Linked DNA regions of Homo sapiens: region 2 is linked to region 1. The links are chromatin loops, found by intact Hi-C in ENCODE. Cell type or tissue: transverse colon. All regions are shown on one strand. Links, peaks and the distances in the headings refer to the core of each region. The heading gives the core; the rest is flanking DNA. Region 1 overlaps ANTXR2 (ANTXR cell adhesion molecule 2). Region 2 overlaps ANTXR2 (ANTXR cell adhesion molecule 2).

Evidence for each region. A loop is a pair of places that touch in the nucleus more often than their neighbours do. Peaks named below come from ENCODE experiments on the same cell type or tissue, not always from the same donor. Only the 100,000 strongest peaks of a DNase experiment are listed, where the experiment ranks them.
Region 2: a loop joins it to region 1, with 2.5 times the contacts of the local background. A loop is called at or near these places in 9 of 110 quality-filtered maps.

The regions. Positions count from the first base shown.
Region 1 is chr4:80,058,338-80,070,741 of GRCh38, reverse strand. ANTXR2 (ANTXR cell adhesion molecule 2) reads left to right here. Exons shown (of 17, transcript NM_058172.6): 3 at 1,235-1,306. Among named protein-coding and RNA genes, the nearest start is that of ANTXR2, 8.7 kb to the left of the region's middle. In transverse colon, for the core only: no CTCF peak of the experiment used is centred there; no DNase peak of the experiment used is centred there; H3K27ac peaks cover 445 bases.
Region 2 is chr4:80,008,498-80,020,901 of GRCh38, reverse strand. ANTXR2 (ANTXR cell adhesion molecule 2) reads left to right here. Exons shown (of 17, transcript NM_058172.6): 11 at 1,926-2,004; 12 at 12,286-12,381. Among named protein-coding and RNA genes, the nearest start is that of ANTXR2, 59 kb to the left of the region's middle. In transverse colon, for the core only: no CTCF peak of the experiment used is centred there; no DNase peak of the experiment used is centred there; H3K27ac peaks cover 4,869 bases.

The sequences.
Region 1 (12,404 bases), core at 2,738-10,737:
GATGATCAAAACATTTTGAAAGTCATGTTGCAAGTAACTTCAAACAATCTGTAGAGGCCTAGGCAATCCTTGCTTTCAGTTATTGGCAGCAGTAAAGTTATCCCTATAAAAATGTATGCCTGTCCATGTTCAATCATCAGTCCCTTGCTTAAGAAGCCAAGTTTAACACTCATTTCTGGACAGGGTCTGAGGTAAAACTGTCTAGGAAAGAAAAACAAACAAGATCCTATGTCCCTAAATGTCAAAGGCAGAACAGACAGTTGTTTATAAATTTTCTAATTTAATCCTTCAATGTGAAAAGGGTGTCATGTAGATTTTGATCAAAAGCAATGAATCACATCACTACAACATTTTAAAGAAGCAAGCTCTTATCTTAACTCATTGATCTGGTTTTTAAGTTGGAATTCTATAATACACAGTTGTCTGGCTCAAGCCTAGTTGCTCAATTACTAACAATACATTGTAGGAAGTGAATAAGGGGTGACTAATGAAGAGACTGACTTTTAAAATATGTATAAGCCTTTGAGAGGATTCTGATTTTCAGTTTATAGATTCTAGTTTCATATCTTCAGTTTTGAATCTTAGTAGTAGTTGCAGAGAGTGTCCGAGAAGCAAGAACCGTTCTGTGAGAGACATGCCTAAAACTTGAAAGATATAGCTGACTGGGGCACTTGTTGCCAATGGAAAATAGCATGTTTGAGACTTAGAAAATAAAAAATGCCTAAGCAGAAAGTGATTTATTGTTTCTTTCACATTTTCCATGACTCTTTAAGTAGTCTTACTTCAGGATGACTTTTTTATAGACTCATATCATAGTTATGGTCATTAAGTCAAACTGGGTACTCTCCACCCATAAGTGTTGATAACCATAATCACTTTGAAGGGCCTGGCCACCTTTAAAGGAAATGTTGTAGAAAACCAAGGGAAGAGGAATTTTCTACGAAAGAATTTTACATCAGCTTAGAATTTATCTTTCCAGTTAGTCTCTCTCTAAATGCAAGTCCTTATGGGTCATGGAGGAGTATGTGAGTGCTGGGAAGCGTTGACTAAATCCAAAATGACTTATGCAACAATGTTAAGCAGAGTTCGTCTATTTACTTAGGGAATGTCATTTAAAAGAAGCCTGGACCATTCAGTGAGACCAATTTTAAATGAACCTCCCTAACTATACATCTGTATCGTATCAATATTTCTTTTTAAAAATGTTTTAACTGCCTCTTTTCTTATTTTGCAGCCCTGAAATGAGATTATCTTTCATTGTGTTTTCTTCTCAAGCAACTATTATTTTGCCATTAACTGGAGACAGGTTAGTGCATTATCATTTCACTGCAGGCTTTTAGTAGAGATGAATTTTAAAGGCATGATTGATATTTCCAAGTGGTGATTCAGGCCTCTCAGTGGAATCAAGCAGATGCACAGACAATTCAGTTCTCTAATAGAAGGGAAAGGAGGTATGAGTAATATAAAAGAGCAGTTAATCTGAAAATCAATATCATTTATAGTGGCTGTGGAATGTGCAGTGAAATCTAGATCCCTGTCTTAGTTGTATATTCACCACTTCCTACCTTCCCCGGCCTCTCTGTTACTGTAAGTAGTTCTACATTTTTCTTGTTTAGATATAATATATTAATCAACCAGGAATTTGAAGAACATTGAGGGGGAGAAAGATATGGATCCTTTTGGATAATTTCCTAGATTCAGTAGACATCCTGGATTTCTGGTCTTTCTCTGAGGTCCATTAATGCTGAATATATTCACCTTTATAAGGGAACTTAGTATATATCAATATGTATACCAATATATCTCTATATCTATCTACCTATCTATTTAATCTCCTTAGTGTTTTTTAAAAGGTGTCTTTTTCAGACCAATGTCACAGTATTTCATATGACCATTTCTGTGTCATTCAAACAGTGTCAATGACAAGTTAGAAATAGTCATTGATATATTTTATGTTATTTTTATTTTTTGAGACAGAGTCTCTCTCTGTTGCCCAGGCTGGAGTGCAGTGGTGCTATCTTGGCTCACTGCAGCCCCCACCTCCCAGGTTCAAGCAATTCTCATGCTTCAGCCTCCCGAGTAGCTGGGATTATAGGCACATGCCACCACACCTGGCCAATTTTTGTATTTTTTTAGTAGAGACGGGGGTTTCACTGTATTGGCCAGGTTGATCTTGAACTCCTGACCTCAAGAGATCTGCCTGCCTTGACCTCCCAAAGTTCTGGGATTATAGGTGTGAGCCACCACACCCCACCTCACTGACATGTTTTAAAGAATGGGATCCATAGTGGGAGGGAGCTTTTATTCTTCATTTTTATGTCTACTTTATTTAACAGAGTATGTAAGCCAGTTTTTGGTCAATAAATTCTTGTTGAATGAATGAATGAGTGGTTTCCTGTTATTTTGAAATAAAATTTTTCTGAACTGTAGTTTCAGCAAGGGAAGCTGGTGTACTTTGTTTTGCATGATATGTGAATTTCTGAAAAGTTAACTGTAAAAACAGTTTTTTGTAAATTAAGTTTTCCCTTGAAAAGGTCAAGAAATCATAATATCTAAAGGAACTGGGGGAGAGAACTTATTTATAATTCACTTAATTGATTTAGAAAATTATCCGTATAAGATTTTAATCTTTGTGCTTTTAGTTTTCCTTTTCCTAGAGAGGAAAATCTCCCTGCAGATGCTGAGTGCAGCCTAGGATCTTGTCTTCCCATTGATACTTCTCCTTTCTTTCTTCTTTTTAAATTTAATTTAATTTTAATTTTAAGTTCTGGGATACATGTGCAGGGCATGCAGGTTTGTTACATAGGTAAACGTGTGCCGTGGTAGTTTGCTGCATCTATCAACCCATCACATGCATTAGCTATCTATCCTGATGCTCTTTCTCCCCTGCACCCCTCACAGGCCCCAGTGTGCGTTGTTCCCCTCCCTGTGTTCATGTGTTCTCATTGTTCAGCTTCCACTTACAAGAACATGCAGTGTTGGGTTTTCTGTTCCTGTGTTAGTTTGCTGAGGATAATGGCCCTCCTTACTTTCTTGTGTGGATGAGAATGAATCTCATCAGGAGCCAGAGCCATGGTAGTCCACAACCCGTGTATGGCAGCTTTCTATGCTCAGTGATTTAACAGTTCTCGCCTTTATGAAAATAAATTTTCTCCATTGCCCAGCTTAATTTCCAAAGAAACAGCCTTGTATCTAGCCAATCCAGAAAAAAAAGAACCATTTTAACATTTATGGCATTCCTATATATAGAAAAACACTTAGCATCATGCCAGGCTTGTAGAAACTCTCAGTCATTGATAGCTGCAAACATTGTGCCAGGTTCTTTGCTAGACACTTTGCATATGGTTCCTCAGCACTTTGAAGATGAAGTGTAGGTCACTGGGTGACCAGATTGGTATTGCTTAGATACGCATGGAAGGGGTTTAAATCTTTAACCCACGTTAGTGATTCTTCTTTCATCATTGGTTGAATCTAATAGGGGAGACACTGAGATAGGTTACAGAAGAGGCCTTTCTTTCTTTCTTTTTTTTTTTTGTGAGACAGAGTCTCGTTCTGTTGCCCAGGCTGGAGTGCAATGGCATGATCTTGGCTCACTGCAAGCTCCACCTCCCAGGTTCACACCATTCTCCTGCCTCAGCCTCCCGCGTAGCTGAGACTACAGGCACCCACCACCACGCCCGGCTAATTTTTTGTATTTTTTAGTAGAGACGGGGTTTCACCGTGTTAGCCGGGATGGTCTCGATCTCCTGATCTCCTGACCTCGTGATCCGTCCGCCTCGGCCTCCCAAAGTGCTAGGATTACAGGCGTGAGCCACTGCACCTCACCAGAAGAGGCCTTTCTTTAAAGAGGCAGCATAATGTTGCAGCTAAGAGTCACTAGACCAAATCTACCTGCGTGTAAATCCTGGCTTTCCAATTTACTAGCCAAATGGTCAAGGATAAGTTGCTTAACCTCTTTATGCTTCTTCTTTTTTCATCTATATAATGACGGCAATGATGATGATGATGATAGTAATACCTACCCCATAAAATTGTTACATGAATGAAAGTTGATGAATGTGAAGTATTTAGAACAGAGTCTGGTATATAAGTTTTCAAGAGATAAAGGCTTTATCACTATTATTATCATCTGGAGCTAGGCAGTATACAGTATTTTAATGATCAGAGAAGAATCATGCTTACATAAAGAAAATATTGCCCTTCTTAAAAGGATTTATAATATTCCAAAAGGAATTTTAATAACACTACTTGCAACTTGTTTTATACATAGTTGGTTCCTCTGTCTCTTCCTAAATATAAACACTTTAAGTTTTAATAAATTTCACTATTTGTGGCATTTTTAATTAGTTTGGGGTGGCAGAAAATAACACTGAGAATGCCTAGGCTAGAGTTCCAGTTTTGTCACTGACTGATTTGGAAACTTGGGGCAAATTGTATAACAGTGTATCAGTTTTATGTCCATAAGGTGCAGGACATAAAATCTTCCATATTTGAGTTTTTGTGAAGATCAAAATAAGATAATGTATATAAAGTTCCTTTGTATAGCATAGGACAACCTCCAATAAAGGACATTATTTTCTTGTTCTATATTGCTATTTTACTAATTTTATTTAATTAAATCAGTAACTTCTCAAGTTTCTGTGGTCCTCTATATTTGGATATAGGGTCACTTTTCCTCCATTACACACTTTTAAGTGTGAAGAAACAATTTGCATATTATATGCAGATCAGTAAACAAATGATTCCACAACTATTGTGAATCTTTGTTTCAAAGCCTAGAAATTGGAATTCTGCATATAAACTATTAAAATCTTGATGTTATATATTACAATCACAAATAGATCAGAGTGTGTGAGGAAAGCAAAGGTTAAGCAAAGAAAACCAAAGGTTAAGCACTGCAGGTTTCACAATTTTGTTTCTAGCACTCATAATTCTTCACAATCTTGGTAAATAAGTAGCTCTTTCATGTTTCTCAGAGTGTTGCTGAAGATTCTTAGTAGAGATGAGGCAAGATTAGAAGGTAGTAAATACTTACCGTAGGGCTGTGTCTTCTGTTATGCTTTCAGCATGGCATCCGGTACTATGTAAATGCATGAATAAAGTAATAAACATGCCAAAAAATGATGTTATGCATTTTATATACTCGTAACTTAAAAACCTTATTCTTTTAAATACTTTAATTTGAAACACTGCCTTCTTTTCTCTTGCTCTCATGATTTTTACCCTCCATATGTCTGTTAGTCCATTCCTCCACCTACCCACCCACCTACCTAAAGACTTGCTTATCTTATATTCAATGCATTGAGTACTGTGGAACCTGGGGTAACACAAAGATAAGTAATCTAGTGTGTGTGTGAGTAGAGGTATACACATGCACATAAATAGCCCAGGGATGTATTATAGGGTTAGGTAAGAGAAAAATGCCAAGTGTTGATTCAGTATGGAAATACCCAGCCTTTCAACAGTAGAGAATTTGGAATCAAGACTAATTAAAAAGTATTTTTAGTTATTATTTTGCATAATTGGGGATAGTGAATTAAGCTCAGTTCTGTTAAATATTATGCTAATACTGTAACAGAGATTTAGTTGAAAACATTTATTGAACAATTATTATGCACCAGGCAGTGTGCAAAATACTTTCCATGCATTGCTTCACTTAATCCTCATATGAACTTCCTGTAATAGATACTGTTATTACCTCGACTTTACAAATGAAGAAATCAAAACTGACAATGATAAAGCGGCTTGTCCAAGCACACACAGTTAACAAGTTGCAAGCAGTATATTGGCTACAATAATCTTTTAAAGTTAAAGCCGATATTCCACTCTCATGCTTAAAACAATTTCATCACTTAGACTGGAAAGCCAGTGTTTCCCAAAGGCCTAAACGCCCCATCCTAGTGCCCCAGCCAGTCCTCTCCTGCAACATCATGTGGCACAGTCTAGCTCAAGTGGTCTTCTTTCCATTCCCTGAACAGACTGAGCTTGTTTCCACATTAGGACCTTTGCTCTTTCTTTGCTGCAGATCTGCCCCTAGCTGGCTCGTTCTCCTCATTTAGGTTTCATCTTACATGCCACATCTTCTGAGAAGCCTTGCCTGGCCAGCAGGTCTAAAGGAACCCCACCTCTCCTCCCCAGTAATCTCTTACAATACTATATTTGGTTATCACATTTTCAAGTGGTTCTGTTGGTTAATTTATTTTTATCTTGATGACTCTAATGTAAACATGAAAGCAGGAGTCCTCATTTGTCTTGCTCCCCCATGTATCCCAACACCTAGAACAGAGCCTGATGCTCAGTAGATGCTCAATAAATATTTGTTGAATGAGTGATTGAGCTGATATGACTTCAGAACCTTAGTTATTAGCTGCCATCATAGATTGTCTTTTTTTGTGATTATACCACATAATAAATAATCTTATATTTGCTATTTTTCTTATTCCTACTCTTACAAATCAGTTATAAATATTTATGACTCCCTTTCATTACACTTGCCCCCAGCCTGAAAATGTCTTATAATTGTTTGACCTGAGCACAATAATCAATTACTTGGGGAAAAAAATCTTCCGTAGGCAAACTTGTAGGAAATTATAGAAAAGTCACTTAATTAATTTTGGACAATATACACATTTCTATTATTTGAATTTTTTTTTCTAATTTCTTAAAAGCTGAATTAAAAATTTACTTGTGGAACAATTGTTCTTTATATACAGTAAGTAACTTATTAATTGGTACATTCATTTTAGAGGAAGCTTGGTAGTATCTATAAAAGTCTAGAAGGTTCCTTTCAGTAAGTCTACTTTTTGGGACTATGTCCTACTGAAATACTAGCATTAGCATGGAAAGGTAGGTCTAAATACAAAATTGGATACTGCAACATTGTACATAATGGTGAAAAACTGTATTCAATCTAAATGCTTATCAATTGATGATACTATAATTAAATTAGAACATATACATTGGATGGAATACTATGCAGTTATTAAGAAATAGGAAAGTCTGTACATATTTACAAGAGAACATATAAGAGATATACTAAGTTTAAAAGCAAGTAGCAGACACTCTTAGTATGATTTTATTTTTATAAAATAAAAAGAAAACAAAATCCCTAACTGTTTATATGGTGAGGGGGGTGTATGTGATTGAAAATGCAAGAAAAGAAGTCTAGAGAACATACAACAAATTGTTAACAATGACACTGTCTTAGGCATGATATTGAAGGTGGAAAAAACCTTCACAATTTTAATTTATATATATATATGTGGTTTGATTTTATTTCAACAAGAATGTATTGTTTATAAAAAAAAATGCTGAAATTAATGTTACTATCTTGGAATCAAAATGGAATTCAGAGGTTGGAAACAAGAAGCATTCAGGAATAGAGCATATTCAACCATTACTATGGAGAGTCCTGAGGTTTTTTGTTAATGAAAGGACCAGAATTGGACCTTGGGTGGAATAGGCATAGGAGCTACATACTAGCTGTGTGACTTCTAACAAATTACTCACCCTCTTGCTGCCCAATTCCTGGGCCAGTTAATAAGAGTGAATTATTCCTACCATACAGCAATCTTGAGAAAAGTATAATGTGTGAGAAGGACTAACTAAGGTTCTACACATAAAGAGAACACAATGGGTATTTATAACTTTATCAATTCACTTTTATTTCTTTGCTTCTATCGCCTACCTGCAACTAACTACCTTTTAATTTTTTCTCATTTATAGTTTTTCATTTTTTTTCATTTTTCTTTTCTTGCTGTTGCTTTGATGATTGCATAGGAAGGAGGCCAAGGCTAACATGGGGTTTGGCAGTTATCAGTGGACACCATCCTTATTTTCATCATGATGTATCAGGATTCGAGCAGATGTTTAAAGAAATCAAAGGACTATGCTCAAAGTGACACAGCTAAGCAGCTAGAGCCAGGGTTCACACCCAGGCCTGATGCTGTGCATGAGCACTTCACCACCGCACTGTATTCACACTCTCTGGGTTCTCCTTCTCCAGTTTTCAATCAGTCAGAATTAGTCACAACTCAAAAACATCGTCATTCCCTAAATTTATTCTATTCTTAAAAACCAGTGAGGGGGTGAAAAGATGAGACAATAGTTGGGTTAGCTAAAAAAAATTCCATTAGGCAAGTATTTACTCCTGTTTTGAAAAGTCTGTTTTGGCCACACATTGTGCTAAACCTGAGGGGTCCAGGCAGGGCAGCAACTCAGATTTTAGTGATGGACATGTTAGCAGTCACTTTCGCTGAAGTCCCACATCTGTTTTATGAGCATGTTCTAGAAAATTAAGTACATTGTTACTCATGCCTGGGAGACAGACCTGGCACACGGAAGTGGTAAAATGCAGGGGTTGATTTTTCATGATTTAGTAAGGCAGTGAGTGGGAAAATGGAGTAAAAGTATGCAAAACGCAGCAGGCCTGAACTTCAGGTGTGAATTGAGTACCACATTTTGGTAGGTGCAGGCCAAATTGGAGAATATTTTTGACAAAATTCAGATTGTACAGGGTATTTTGTGAGCAGATATTTCTGGATCTATGACTGCTACCTTGGATTTGCTGGTCTGGACTCTGGACCACAGAAGCCTTGGCCTATGTTGGCATTAGAATGACATGTTAAATAAACAATAAGCATATTTTACATAGACTATAGTAAGATACAGCTAAAACCCATTAGTTCCCAAGATTTTAGAATGTATTAGCAATAGCAATGTGTGTCTTTAGAAAAAATCTTTCACTCATTTGAAACCTTTAAACAATTTTTAAATTGAGGAACTTGGTGAGAACAAATTACTTGTTAGAGGTTCATCCGTTAAGCAGTATGTAGGGCAGTAGTATATAGTAACACAGTTAAGTAGAGCAGGTATATATGAATGAACATATTTCTCTTCATACAGTTTTTTTCTATTTTTCTTACTCAGGTTAATTTTGTGGTTTATTAATGGAAGGAGACAATAAAAGTATCAAAGTTTACTGAGCAGTTACTATATATTACATATTTTACTAAATTCTTCATATGCAATAGCTCAGGTAAAGTACAATTCTAAGTGAATTCTAAGTGAATTATAAATCATTAGCAATTTTGTATAGTCATAAATAACATCTTGAGAACATTTTCGTTTCATATTCTACTCAATCTATTAAATTTTACCCTAAAAGAAACATTTCAGGATGCTGTGTAATTGGCTAATTATCATAAAATCCTTATGTATTGCTACATTTTGTTTTGGAATTACTGTTTATTTCAAGCAGATTAAGTCTGTGGCTAATAATCTATTGAGAGTAAAGAAAATAATTTACTTATGATATAAATACCTATAGTATTCCTGCAATTATATAAATTGGCATTTGACAACATGAGTGTGTGAGGCTTTTTGTTTTAGTGGTAGATTATTTCTTTGGTGGCTTCCAATGAAGCATAGAATACACACACACACACACACACACACAGAGGCACACACACACTTTTTACTTTTTAAAATCTGGGTCTAGGCCTACGATTTATTTACTTCAGTCAATAGAATGCAGCAGACATGAACATGAAACTGCCAGTTTGAGTTCCAGGCCTAAGATTTATTAAGGCATGGTAGTTTCCTCTATTGTTTTCTTGGAAACCATCTGTCATATGAAAACTTTGACTACTCTGAGACCACCATGCTAGGAAGAAGCCCAACCTAGCCATGTGGAGGAGAATCGAGACTCTGGTTAACAGTCTTAGCTGAACTCCTAGGCAACAGCCAGTATCAGCGCTGGCACCGACTTGCTAACCATGTGAAGGCATTCCGCTTCTAGCCATTCCAGTGGCTCAACTGGCAGCATGTGAAGCATGAGAACTGCTCATTCAATGCACAGTGCCATGAGAAACAATCAATTTTGCTGATAACCACTAATTTTGGGGTACACTAGACTCCCCTTATCTGAAGGAGATCTGTTCCAAGAACCCCAGTTGATGACTGAAACAACAGGTAGTGCCAAACCCTATATATACTATTTTTTTCTATACATACATACCTATGATAAAACTTAATTTATAATTTAGGCACAGTAAGAGATTAACAACCATAACTAATAACAAAATAGGACATTTATAATAATATACTGTAATGAATCCTTACAGTGGCCCCATGGGGGAGATATTTATATTCCTATTTTATAAATGAAGAAACAAGGTTGAGCTTGGAACTAATCTCTATTCTGTCTATAAGCTCATGCACATCTTCATCCATACCATCCCAGAAACTATTTATGGTTTAAGAGATTATCCTATTTACCCAAAACTCTCATACAGAAGCAATGACTGGCAAAATAGGTAATTCAAAACGCATTCCAATAACACAAGAAAGTTTTAAAATTAGGTTAGATCAGAGGTTCTTAATCCTGGCAGCGCATTAGAATACTCTGGGGAGTTTTCAAAGGCCAGTGATAACCCTGACCCAACACAAACATGTGAATTAGAATCTCTTCAAATAGAGTCCAGAAGAGCTTTTGAAAATCCCCTCAAATGATTCCAGTGTACAGCCAGGGTGGAGAACCACAGTGCATATATAGAGCTTTATGTGAGTGACCCCTGGACTGAGTGTGAGGAATTCTCACATCACTGTGTAGAATCACGGTGTTCACATACAACAGATGCTCAACAGATGAGTGTAGACTCATTGACTGAAATCCTGAAAGAGCTTTGAAATCTGGAAAGTTAAGACAATGTGCATTGGAAAGTTCAAGTACTGTACAGACACATCGTAGAAAGAAAAAGTAGGAGATACTGAAAATAAAATTATGCCTTCATTGTTAGTTGGTCAATTCAGGATTCCCTGCAGACTGTTTTATGACACCATGATTTCAGTCTATCTTTATTTTAGTTATAATGCCTTGCATACCTTCCACATCCAAAGTGTTTCAGAGAAAAGCTACTGATATGGCACAGTGCATGGCAGTTGTGGTGGCTATTTTCCCTTCCCTTCCTCACTCCTCTCCTCTTCTCCCCTCTCCTTCCCTTCCCTGCCCTTCTCAGCAAAGAAATTAGGGAGATACAAATAGAGCTGAAAGTGCTAATTTCATACATTAAAAAATTAGCCAAGCCTGGGCATAGTGGCTGAAGTCTGTAATTCCAGCACTTTGTAAAGTCAAGATGAGAGGCTTGCCTGAGGCCAGGAGTTCAAGACCATCCTGAGCAGTATAGTGAGACCACATCTCTATAGAAAATTTAAAAGTAGCCTGGTATAATGGTATATGCCTGTAGTCTCAGCTACTTGGGAGACTGAGGTGGGAGGGTTGCATGAGTCCAGGGGTTTGAAGTTGCAGTGAGCTATGATTGTGCCAGTGCACTCCAGCCTGGGTGACAGAGTGAAACTCTGTCTCCAATATATATGAAGCCTCTAAATGAAAGCGAGGAAAACACCATATATATATATATGGTGTTTGTGTGCCTCCTCTCTTTCTCTTTTTCCCTCCAGTTGATAATGGAATTTGGTCCCCCAATTCTCAATTAAAGAAAACCAGGGCTTTAATATAACATTTTGTTTGTTCAATTCCTGTCTCTTTCAAAAAAGTATTTGAGGCTGCATAGAAATTAATAGTGTTGCAGAAAATTAATAAAATATAAAAAGAAGAGTGCTAAAATTTTGGAAAAGGGGATGAAACACTATGATAACCACATGAACTTAACAGAATTTTGTGAATGAGTAAGAAATTTACTGTGGGCTTCCCCAGTAGTCAGGACAAGAAATAAGTTTGCATGGTTGTCAAGTGCAGAAAAGAGGAAGTACATAGCAACTACTTGGGGGTGACAAAGAAACTTCTGCTTTGAAATGTTATAGGGGACGATGCGTGTCATGACAGCAGCATCCTTGACAACTGCTTCACAACAAATACAAAGTAGTTTCAATATTGCTGTTCCCTGTAGTTGAAGACATAACTTGAAAGCCAAACTCAGTGAAGCTGATCTTCTAAGATGTTGAATTCAAGGAGTTGAACTTATCTTTATAACATAACCTTTCTTTCTTCTTGTTCTTAAAATTTTAGTCATTTTCGCTTTCATTTAGAGGCTTTTTTTTTTAACATTACAGTGGGGATGAATGATTTCTGTTTTTAACCTACCACATTATTTTGCTTTTTCACCGTTAACTGTTTACCAATTGAAAAACTTAATATTTATTTTCAGTTGCTTGGGATTCTTCAAGGGTCTGAGATCTGTCTGCCCTGTCTTGTTTTGGCCTTTGTTTCCCCTAAAGTGATACCTTGTTGATTGATAAGAGGCTGACAGACTTCAGGTAGTTACCCTGAAGGGAGTACAAGGCCAGGACTCACATGTGTTTTTCTTGGCTATGGAAAAGGAGCACTTTCCTCTTAGGATCATGCAGCTGCAAAAGTAATGATGGGATTGAGTGGAGCTTGGAAT
Region 2 (12,404 bases), core at 1,416-9,415, 49 kb after region 1:
GCGTGAGCCACTGCGCCCAGCCTAGCTAAACCATCTTTTTAAACAAGATGCTTTGAAGTAAATACTTTACACAGAAATATTTTAATAGAAGTATTTCTATATTTTGATTGAATTTAGCTTGAACTTTGCCAGGAATATCCTTCCCAGTAGCTTTCTTGTATGAATCCAAACCAAATAGCACATTGAGAAAAAAAACACATTAAGGACTTTGATTTCATCATTTAATCAAGCCTCTCTGATATGATGGAAAGAGTTCAAAGTTAGAATCCTAGCTGTATTACTTTGGGCAAAGTAATTAACATTTCTGGGCCTCCTGCCCCCCATCTGTAAAACTGTGAAACTACTATTTACTTCAAGGGCTATTGTGAAGGGTTGAAATAGATAATGCCCATAAAATGCCTAGGATAGCATCTGGCAATAGTAAGAACTGAATAATATTTCTTATCTCCCCTTTCTGTCAACAGCTTGAGATTGTTTCTGGGAGTTTGTTTTTTGTTTTTGTTTTTGCTTTTTTTTTTGACAGAGTCTCACTGTGTTGCTGAAGCTGGAGTGCAGTGGCTCAATCAGAGATGACTGCAGCCTCAACCTCCCAGGCTCAAGCGATCCTCCTGCCACAGCCTCCTGAATAGTTGGACCTATAGGCACATGCCACCATGCCCGGCTAATTATTTTTATTTTTACTTTTTGTAGAGATGGGCATCTCACTGTGTTGCCGGGGCTGGTCTCAAACTCCTGGGTTCATGCAGTCCTCCCACCTCAGCCTTCCAAAGGGCTGGGACTATAGGCGTGAGCCACCATGCCTACCCTGTGGATGGATGGCTTTGATTTGTTTGCAAACCAATTATATGATAATATCCTTTGTAAACTATTTTGGAAAAGAGCTCTTTCCATACAAACCCTCTTGTCATTTTTTTCCCTTTTGATATCTTGTTTTAGTTATTTTTATAATAAAAAATTACTAACTCTAGGCTAATCCCAAATAATCAATCTAAATTAATGAAATTTTAATGATTATTACTTGTTTTATAATTTGAAATCATATTTTCAAAATAAGAACTATATTTTAACTATAATATTTCTTAGCCAGGGACAAAAATTATTATCTCTTCTTTGTACCTTTGTCGGGATATTTTAATATCTTTGGACCATCTGCAACAAATACCTGCAAATAAATCTTTCTCCCTTTCTTTTCTTTGTTGCTGTCTTTCATATTCACTTTCTTTATATTTTATTTTTGACTGGTTTATTGCTTCCAGTTTTATATTCTTAGTAGTAATACCTAGAGACAGAGAAATAGGCTAAATGGGATCTAAAGCTTTTCTTTCTTTGTAGGTTTTTGTGAACCTGAAACAACCTTGGCATTTTTCTGGATTTAGAAATTTCTTAATGCCTGTATTTCTGTTACTACTTTGTAAAGAAACAATTAGTCCACTTAATAAGTTTGCCTGACTAATAAGTAAAGACTAGAACTAAGGAAGAAAAAAGCTGGCATAATTTACCAAAAGCTGTGACTCTTACTCTTTCCTTTTTTTTGAGACTGAGTCTCGCTGTTGTCGGCCCGGGCTGGAGTGCAATGGCATGATCTTGGCTCACTGCAACCTCCGCCTCCCAGGTTCCAGCAATTCTCCTGCCTCAGCCTCCTGAGTAGCTGAGATTACAGGGGCCCACCACCACACCTGGCTAATTTTTGTATTTTCACTAGAGATGGGGTTTCACTATGTTGGCCATGCTGGGCACGGTGGCTCATGCCTGTAATCCTAGGACTTTGGGAGGCCGAGGTGGGTGGATCATCTGAGGTCAGGAGTTTGAGACCCTTACTCTTTAAGTATGTTTTCTGGCTGGTTTTGAATTACATAAGGAAATAAAAATCTCCTACTCCTCTGGTTTTAAATGTATATAAAATTATTGTTTCTTTTCTTTTTCAGAACTCTTGATGTTTCAGTGAGCTTTAATGGAGGAAAATCTGTCATTTCAGGATCATTAATTGTCACAGCCACAGAATGTGTAAGTAAAAGTTTGCACAAAGATTATCTTTTAAAAGCAATTCCATCCAGAAATAATCTATGGATCTTTGGTGTTGTTGCATACTACAATAAAGGAGATGCAAACAATAACATTGGAGACCATTACAAGGAAAAATTTTGTATAGAATTCGTTTTGGGTGGCATTGCTTTTTTTTATGTTGAGCTCCCTTTTATAGGAACTTTAAGGTAGTATGCATTTGATTTTCATACTTATAGAATTTAAAAGGCATATTTGAAATCAAAATAAGGTAAGATAATAATTTACAAATGAAGCACTTTTTTTCTTAAAACATTAAATATAGAAATTATGTTTTCTGTTAGGAAGGTTAGATTACAGTATCTAAACATTTATCATGGTTTGAAATCAAATTATTGCATTTTAATGTGTGACTTTTTTATTTTGTTCATTTAAAATATTGGTGCTTTCTGAATGAGGAAGTTGACTTTGACAGCTTGATACTATCTTAATTTGTAACCACATCGAATATATATTTTGAGATTACTGATTTGCATTACCTAAATGCAGTATTTTGAAATATAAGCTCCATTCAGTAGACATTTTCTTCCTTTTATTTAATTTTGTGGATTTATAGAAAGTTTCAATATTATATTATTGCACGTGGAAACGGGCAGCACTAAACAGGACCAACCACATGGTTATTATTTCTAAATATATTTTGTAAAAAATATGTAAATCAAAGCAAAAAAAGAAAAATTCCTGCCCTCCAAAAGACCAAAATCCTAAACCTAAACATTTTCTCACATCTCACGGTTTCATTGTTTTATATTTTGATTTTGATCTACTAATTCGAGAGATACCCTTCCAACAGAAAACAAAACAAAACAATTCAATGTTATCTGTATAGAGGTAGTTGCATTTCTCATTTTAAGACAATGCTTCAGGTAAAAGGCACATCATATGGACCCTTGGGTCACTTTTTAACTCCTTGGATAAGTCTTTACCAACAGCTACTTCTATTTTGAAAATAGCTAGGTTTTTTGTTTTTGTATTTGTGCTTTTTGGGGAGGGTTTTTTTTCTCCCATTTCTAGCGCATGTTGCAATTTGTAGATTTTGTGGATGTTGCAGTTTGCTGGTTTTCTGGTCCCTCAGGATGTGGTTGAAATTACAAATATTTGTGGTTTGTAGTTTCTCAGTGTTTAGCTCACTGAAATGGCATTCCTTCCTCATCCTTCTTCCTATTCTACACCTACAAACTGTCTTTTTCTTCCTTTCTTCCATGCAAGCAGGAAAACAGGTCTTTGTTCCTATCCTATAACAATGCATGATTTTCACATGCAAGGATGCTGAGGCTAAATGACTCATGTGGGATGTATAGGTTGGTGCTTTAAGGAAGACTTTCTAGTTCTTGCTCCTGAGTGAGGGTAATATGACTCAAGATGGTTTAAGAGTGGGGAGATTTCAGAAAAATGATCATTGATGTGTCAATGATGAGGTAAGGGGAAAGGAGCAAGCTGTAACAGTCAAGAAGGGGTCAAGATGATTCTCCGTAAGAAGGAAGGCTTTGAGAAAAGACTTGAAGGTAAGGGAGTGAGGCCTGCAGACCATCTGAGGGAATAGTGCTCCACACAGAGGGAGCAGCTAGAGCAAAGCCTGAGGTGACAAGTCTCTGGCAAGTTTCAAGAAGAGCAACCAGCCAGTGTGCTGGAATGGAAGTAGTCAGGGAGAGTGGGAGCCTCTGGATAAGGAAGAGAGAGTGGCAGGAGCAGGGCAGATCCTGTAGGGTGTATAGTTATTGTCAGGACCTGAGCTTTTCTTCTGAGTGAAACAGGAAGACCTTGGAAGGTGACATGATTTGATTCACTGTTTTGAAAGGATCACTCTGGCTGCTGTATGAAAACAGACTTTGCGAGTAGCAGCAAACGTGGAAACATCAAGCCCAATTCTGTGGCTATTGCAGTAATGCAGGAATCCTTCCCCACCCAGAGGAGGGTAGCCCCACTGGGGTGATCAAATTGGAGATGGTGAGAAGGGTTGAATTAGAATATATTTTACAGGGGAAGTTTATGGGATGCCTAGACAGATTAGGTGTGGGATGTGAGATAAAGAAAGAAATTAAGAATAGCTCCAAGTGTTTTTGCCTGAGCAACTATTAGGTTGATGCAAAAGCAACTGTGGTTTTGCCAAATAGAAGGATGAATTGTCATCAGGCACAGCAGTTTCAGAGCAAAGAGAAGTTCAGTTGTGGTGAGGTTGAATGAGGGATGTCTATTGGACATCGCAGTGGAAATGTCAGGCCCCTGAATATGCAAGTCTGGAGTTCTGAGAGAGGTCTGGATTGGATGTACAAACTTTGGAGCTGTTAGTTGTTGACAAATGGATGGAATAAATTAGGCAACAAAATTTCACATAATATTTACTGGGAAATAGTGGCTTCCAGGAGCTTAGAGCAAGAAGGGAAAGAGTACCAGAAAAAGGTTTTATGCTTGTGGAGGAACTGAGACAGACAGGGCCTTGAAGGGAGACTAGGATGTCAGCAAAGAAAGGGGATGGGGAGCATATTATAGAGAAAGAGCAAACAGGGTGGGGATGTGTTGACGAAATTGAGAGGAGATGCATTTGACTGGAGTAGAAATAAGTGGAAGGAATTCTTGGAAATAGAAAATGTAGACCAGATTATCAACAACCTAAGAAACCGAATTGAATTTAGAGTTCATCCTACAGGCTGTGATTCCCAAACTCTACGGTGTTGAAATGAAAAAAGGAAAGAAAATGGATTATATTTTTCATATTATTAGATTTATTCAACTTGAAAGAATTCTTTTATTTTAAAATTGTTCTTTGTCCTATTTTAATTTTAAAATATCCTTTGATTGAGGAAATACACTTCATTTGTCAGGACCGACCTCTCCCTCCTTTCCTTTCCTTTCCTTTCCTTTCCTTTCCTTTCCTTTCCTTTCCTTTCCTTTCCTTTCCTTTCCTTTCCTTTCCTTTTTCCTTTCCTTTCCTTTCCTTTCCTTTCCTTTCCTTTCCTTTCCTTTCCTTTCCTTTCCTTTCCTTTCCTGTCCTCTCCTTCCTTCCTTCCCTCCCTCCCTCCCTCATTCCATCCTTCCTTCTTTCTTCTCTCCCACCTTCCTTCTCCCTAGTCCTTCAGTCCTTTCTTTTCCTTCCTCATATTCCTCTCCCTCCTCCTGCTTCTTCTCTTCTTTTCTCTTTTTCCTTGTATGCTGTTACTTGGCAGAATTATTAGCTGGCAAGTTTATGTGAGCAGATTTTTTTTTTCAGGTTTTATTGCCTTGAGAAATCACAAGGTCTGACTCCAATAAATAATAATATGGTTTTAAAGAGCTTTGGACACACATGTGATGGTGAAACATACTATTTTGGGAAGATTAAATTAGTAATGACATGTAAGAGAAAGGACAGGAAAAGAAAAGGCACAGAGAAAGCTTTTAGGAAACAAATGCTAGAATATAGGCATAAAACTTTAGTTTCTAAATTGACTGATGGTGGTAGAAATAGTCCTAGAAATAGCCATATAAATTGTATTAATGAAGAAATCCATATTATAAAGTGACTTACTGGTGGTTATGGGGGAATGTTTCATTCCAAAATATTGAATCTCATGGGCTGGAAGAATGATGCTGCCATTGGAAACATCCAAAGCGAGAGGTAAATCTGGAGATCAGAAGAATTTTCATTGTAGACATGTTGTGTAAGTGAGGTTGGCAATGTCAAGCAGGTACTTGTAGCTATAGCTTCACATCTCGTGAGTGATCAGGGCTGGAAGTAAAAATTTAAGTTTTGCTTTTGCTGAGGTTGTAGGAAGGGGAAGAAAAATGGGACAATTTAGAGTTAATGTCATTTTGAAGTGGGGAGGAATACATAGAGTCAAAGACAAAAATGCACTGGACAAAATTAAACAGGAAAAGAAGACCTTGTCAAGACTGTTGCAAGAGGGAAGAGTGAATTTACCTGTGATGAAACAAAAGGTTGGAGAATTTTCAAAGCTAGGGTGGTGGGAATTATAGGCCACCAGTATCTGCTAATTGACCTTACCTAAAGGAAAAGTAAACTTTCTCCTACTTTCCTAATAGGAGGTAGTGCTAAAACTTGGAGCAAGGCACCACTGATGTTAGGTTTCTCCGCTTCTACAGAGACCGTGTGATAGGGGCACTATCTCCCTTGATGATTACATCTCAAAGGAATGGCTCCCAGGGCCTTGAGAAAGACAGTCCTCCAAGGTCTGTAAAACTGCTGAGAGTTAAAGGAGATTTAAATGCTTTTCAAAAGGCGGAGAAATATTTTGTGATTACAAGTTTTTATTTATTTATTTATATATATATATTTTTTGAGACTGAGTCTTGTTCTGTTGGTAGGCTGGAGTGCAGTGACGCCAGTTTGGCTCACTGCAATCTCTGCTTCCCGGGTTCAAGCAATTCTCATGCCTCAGCTTCCCAAGTAGCTGGGATTACAGGTGTGTGCCGCCACACCCAGCTAATTTTTTATTTTTAGTAGAGACGGGGTTTCACCACGTTGGCCAGGATGGTCTCAATCTCCTGACCTTGTGATTTGGCCGCCTCAGTCTCCCAAAGTGCTGGGATTACAGGCGTGAGCCACCTCACCCGGCCACAAATTTTTAAAAGTAGATTCTTAAAGAAAAGGGAGATCCAAGACCCACAGTTAGAAGAAATCCAATTTGACTGAAGTTTAAAGTTTAATCAAGCAGAAGAAATAGGTAAGGCTGTCTTGATGAATAAAGTAAGTGAAGAAATAAGAGAAAGAACTGCTTAAGACGTGGGAAGACCAGACACCGAGTGAAGAAGACAAAGGAAGATAGAATTCCAAGGTGAAGAGAGGGCAGCAGTACATGCCTGGGAGAGGCCAAGGTGAGCCAGGGCTGAGAAAATGTCCGAGGGGTCACCGGTGATCTCCCCGTGTCTGCCAAGGCTGATGACTTGAAGCCTTCTCTTTCTTATGACTTTTATTATTCCACTAGTTATTACAGGATAATAAATACTACAATTCAATTTTTCAGGTTGACAGTAATTATAGGAAAATTATTTTTCCTCCTTAAATTTAACCATTGCCTTGTATTTAACCTCAAATTCCTGTTGCCTGTGGTAGTGATATTACCATTCCATAGATATGAAAAGTGAGACTTGCGCTGATGAGATGCACCTGCTGATTTATGTATGAAATATCTATTGAAAATAGAAGAGTATAGTGGGTAATACTATGATGAATACCTGGACCTTGGATTTAAATGATATTTAGTCTTTCAGGCATATTTGCATATGGTGAACAGGTGAAATGCAGTTAGCGATATTGCTCATTGTGAGGATAATGCTTTTTACTTGCTCAGGCATTTGAAAGCCAAACAAAGTAGAACACTATTATTGTAGTCATTGGTTAGTCCTTGTTAAAATCTCACAAATAAAGAAGCTCCTCTGTATGCTTCAGGAACATCCAGGGCTCAGTCCTATTGAGGCCTTAGGAACTGAGCTGTGAGTTCCTGTTTGCTTCTGAGCCTTTCTTACCAGCCTTGAGACATTGACGGCAGGGCTTGTGCTGTGCTTATTGCCCGTCTCTCACAACTGGTCCTTACACAGAGCAAGTGCTCCAAAATTATTTCCTAAATGAATGATTGAAAGTAACCATATATCTAGTTTAAAATGGGGAAACTAAGTTTTAGATTTAAGAGATTTAAGATTAGAGTCTGAGGAGGGTTTGTATTTAGACAATCCTTTATGTTCATCTCTCCTCAAAAGATCTTTAAAATGGATCTCTGCTTTTAAAAACATAATGGAAAGATGTCCTTTTTTTTCTCTTGGAATCACTGGTCTTCTGACTCTTTTGCAATAACAATACCAAGAACCTGTTTGCTGAGCAAGTATTAAGTGCTAGACGCTGTGTTCAGCTCTGCTGTATATGTGCTAAATCCTTTATGGCTTCATTTAGCACTCACAATCCAAGAGGAGGCTGTTCAGATTATGTTAATTTTGCAGATGAGAAAACTGAGGAACAGGAAGATACCTCCAACATTCAGTGCACTTTTATCCAAATACATTAGAAGGTACTTCTTCTTATGTGGACCCAGCCCTCAAAGAGGTGCATGGTTTGATGAGTGTAACAGCAGGTGGTTTCAGTCCTTACTGTCCCTGCAAAAGGGATACTTGAAGCCTGGAGGCTCTGAAAGGTTGTTACTTGCCCAGTTTTGCAGTCTGATAAATGCTATAATTCAGAATTGAACCCACGTCTGTCTCCCCCACCCCCTGACTGAACACTTCCACAAGTTGCCATTTTAAACCAGATTCTACATTGATTTATATAGGACAAGGGTTGGCAAATTTTTCCTGTAGAAGGCCAAATAGTAAATACATACTTAAGGCTTTGGGGGCCATATGGTCTCTGTCACAACTACTTAACTCTACCATTGTAGTGCAAAAACAGCTATAGACATTATATAAACAAATGGCTGTGTTCAGTAAAACTATGTACACTGACATTGGAATTTCTTGTAACATATTCTTCTTTTGATTTTTTCAGCTTTATGTAATACTGTAAAAAAAAAAAAGGTATTAGCTTGCTGGGGTCTTACCAAATAGATTGGCTGGATTTGACTCTTGTACCATAGTTTCCTAATTCCTGATATCAAATATTCCAAAAAGAATCCAGTAAATGAAATAATTATCTGTTTCATGACTCTGTTTTCTTTCCCTAACTCTAAATTCATGAAACAAAATTGTGGAGACCCATTTTCCCCGTTCTGTGTCTGTTTCATTCTAATGTGGCTGCTGTGAATTCACTATTTTCTAGATAGATTGCAGCAATAATAACTAATGCTCTTTTGAAACTTTCCAGTGATTCCTCTGTCCCATAGTTATGTTGCAAGGGCAGCAGTCACCCTGATTTGTTTTTATATCTCTATGATTCTCTTCACTAGAATTTTAGTTATATTTGGCAGAATAAAGTTTTTTATTCTATAACTTGCTTTTAGTGAAGAAAAGGAAATTAGATGCAGATGACACAGTCCCTGAATACACTAATCCCAGACATCAGCTCGGTTAACTGGATACAAATTCAGGCTTTCCCATTGTGTTTGTTTTGATAGCCAGAGCCACTATCAGAGCAAGAAAGATGTTAGTCATGAAAGAAAAACAGTTTCATTTTGCCCAAAACTTTATAAACATATTGGGGAAATGTGGAACACTACAGAATTCAGTCCCGTAATCAGATACCATGTTGCAAACTATGGACTTAAGAGTCAGATGAAGAAGAGTATGAAACTAGATTTGATTACATATAGATCTATATCACGAGCGAAACTAGAAGCTTCTCAGTTTTACATAGGCATGCCTCTCTTTAGAACTGAAAAAGTTCTAATAAATATTTATTACTCAAATGTCATTTTTCTTAAACAGGGTAGAAATGTTCTTGGCTTGCCAGGGTCTTACAAAATAGATTGGCTGGATTTGACCTTTGTGCCATAGTTTCCTAATTCCTGATATTGAATATTTCAAAAAGAATCCAGTAAATGAAATAGTCATCAGATAGATAGATGATAGACAGACAGATAGATAGATAGATAGATGATAGACAGATAGATAGATAGATAGATAGATAGATAGATAGATAGATAGATAGCAAGACCAGGTTGCATTTTCCCTGACGCTTTTCCCATCATGTTTGGCTTATATATATACTAGGTCTGTAGGTCTTTAGAAAGTGCATAATTTATTTTTAATTAATTTATTTAATTTATTTTTTTTGAGATGGAGTCTTTCTCTGTCGCCCAGGCTGGAGTGCGTGGCATGATCTTGGCTCACTGCAACCTCCGCCTCCCAGATTCACGCCATTCTCCTGCCTCAGCCTCCCGAGTAGCTGGGACTACAGGCGCCCACCACCATGCCTGGCTGATTTTTTGTATTTTTAGTAGAGATGGGGTTTCACCATGTTAGCCAGGATGGTCTCGATCTCCTGACCTTGTGATCCGCCCACCTCAACCTCCCAAAGTGCTGCGATTACAGGTGTGAGCCACTGTGCCCGGCCATTTTTAATTTTTTTAAGACAAATCTTTGCAATCAGTCGATATGATAATATTGTAATAATAAATTATATTTGTATCTGGAGATGCATAATATTTTGTCGATGCTACTAATGGAGGCTTTTTTTAAGGGAAAAATAAAAAATTTTGAGTATCTAGCAGGGCTAGCCCATCTACTTTGTGTTCTGTCAGTGCAATTTTCTGATTTTCCTGTTCTTGGCACATGCATAGAAGAAACAAACTAACCACTAAATTTTTAGCAGTTTCATGGCCTCTAGTTGCATGTCCTTATTTCTGAACATGGGTGTGAATTCTAAGAAAAGGGGAAACCAAATGTTCATAGAGCCCTTTTGAAAGCTGTATAGCACAGCCAAATGGTGTGCCATTTCTATGAGTGCTGTGGCTGGATCCTCATGTGGGAAAGGTCTGGTGAGAAATGTATTCCTTCTGTACATGGACAGTCACAGATAGGGGCTGTCTTACATAAGACCATATTTTTGAAGGTGAGATCAAGATTTATACATTTGACAATATTTCTCCCATAGGGTACCACAGTTTTCCATGCGTTTCTATGACATCCTTTTTCCGTTATATTCTTGTTTGCCTAGATTTTAGAGCTTAATGTGTTTGTGCCTGTGGACGGTAGCTGATTTATTCATGAATATTTAGAATTTTGTAAAGAAAGATGCACTTTGGAATGTTCTTTCTAAGAACAGGCTACTTAGGTATTTGCCTGAAAATTTCTATAAAGTATTAGTATTAATCTTCTTTCTCTTTTGCTCTTTTTCTTTTCTTCCCTGAATTTTTTCTCATAAAAAAAAAAACCACAAAACAAAACATTATTACTGAGGATCCTAGGGATTAGGCATTTGGGAGATACCCCTTGTTCCCTTGGAAACTGTTTGTACAGTAAAAGTTCAGTAAACATTCTTCTTTGTATCCATGTCTTTTGCTGTTTTTTTTCTTTAGAGTTCATTCTTTCAGTAAGTAGTTTTTTCTTTCTTTCTTTCTTTTTTTTTTTTTTGAGATGGAGTCTCACTCTGTCTCCCAGGCTGGAATGCAGTGGTGCAATCTCGGCTCATGGCAAACTCCACCTCCCGGGTTCAAGCAATTCTCCTGCCTCAGCCTCCTGAGTAGCTGGGATTACAGGTGCCCGCCACCACGCCCAGCTAATTTTTGTATTTTTAGTAGAGATGGGGTTTCACTATGTTGGCCAGGCTGGTCTCATACTCCTGACCTCGTGATCACCTGCCTCGGCCTCCCAAAGTGCTGGGATTACAGGCGTGAGCCATTGTGCCCGGCCTCAGTAAGTAGTTTTTAAATGCCAGACATGGAGTATACGGTGCTAAGTAGGCTAGATGTAACCCCTGACTTCCTAGAGCTCACAATAAATCATGGTAGAAAATATAAATTAAACAAATAATCACAAAATTCATAATTCGTTGCATCGTGATAAGTACTAAAGATTAAAGTATAGAGAAATATGAGTTGTTTAATCAAAGGGGCATTTTATAGTCAAAGGGTCCAAGGAAGACTTCCATGAAGTGACTTAATATGAGCCCTGTAAAATGAGTAGGTGGTTTTTATATGAAAGGGTTTAAGAACAGCGCCCAGAGTAGGTGCCTTAAGGCTGGAGGAGCTCAGTAGTTAGGAAGGGAAAGAACACCACTGTGGTTTTTGTGTAGGTCATATTTCAGCTTCAATGAGAGAACATCTGATTTATGAATGCATGAGATTGCATTCTTGCATTGATGTGTATATACCATTTCCCAACAAGAACCATTGTTGGTTTGTCATCTACTTGATAATTTTTTTTAATATTCATCTTATTATTTAACTACATGCAATAAATTGTGTTTCACCATCAAAAAGTCTGCAGGATTCTGCCTAAATTCTGCCTATGGGTAATTTGCTTTGAACCAAAATAATCCTTACATGAAAGATAGAGACCAGTCTAATCCTGATTAGTGATTTTTCCTAAATTCCTTTTAGATGTATTTGTAAAGAATCTGCAGCATTTTGGGAAAGTTTTTGTTTATTATTTCCTGTCACAACAATATAACATAAAACATAATATATATTAAATAGAAGATACATTTGTAGAATTTCAAGAAATTAAAATAATATAGTTAAAATCTAGTTTGACATTATACTTTCTGAATTATTTTCTGGTGTTTCCTTAAAATATATATACATTTGGAATTTGACCATAAGCTGTGCTGACTGCTTTGTTTTTGCTTTTTGCCTACTTTAGTCTAACGGGATCGCAGCCATCATTGTTATTTTGGTGTTACTGCTACTCCTGGGGATCGGTTTGATGTGGTGGTTTTGGCCCCTTTGCTGCAAAGTGGTGAGTAAGAAGGATTTACAACT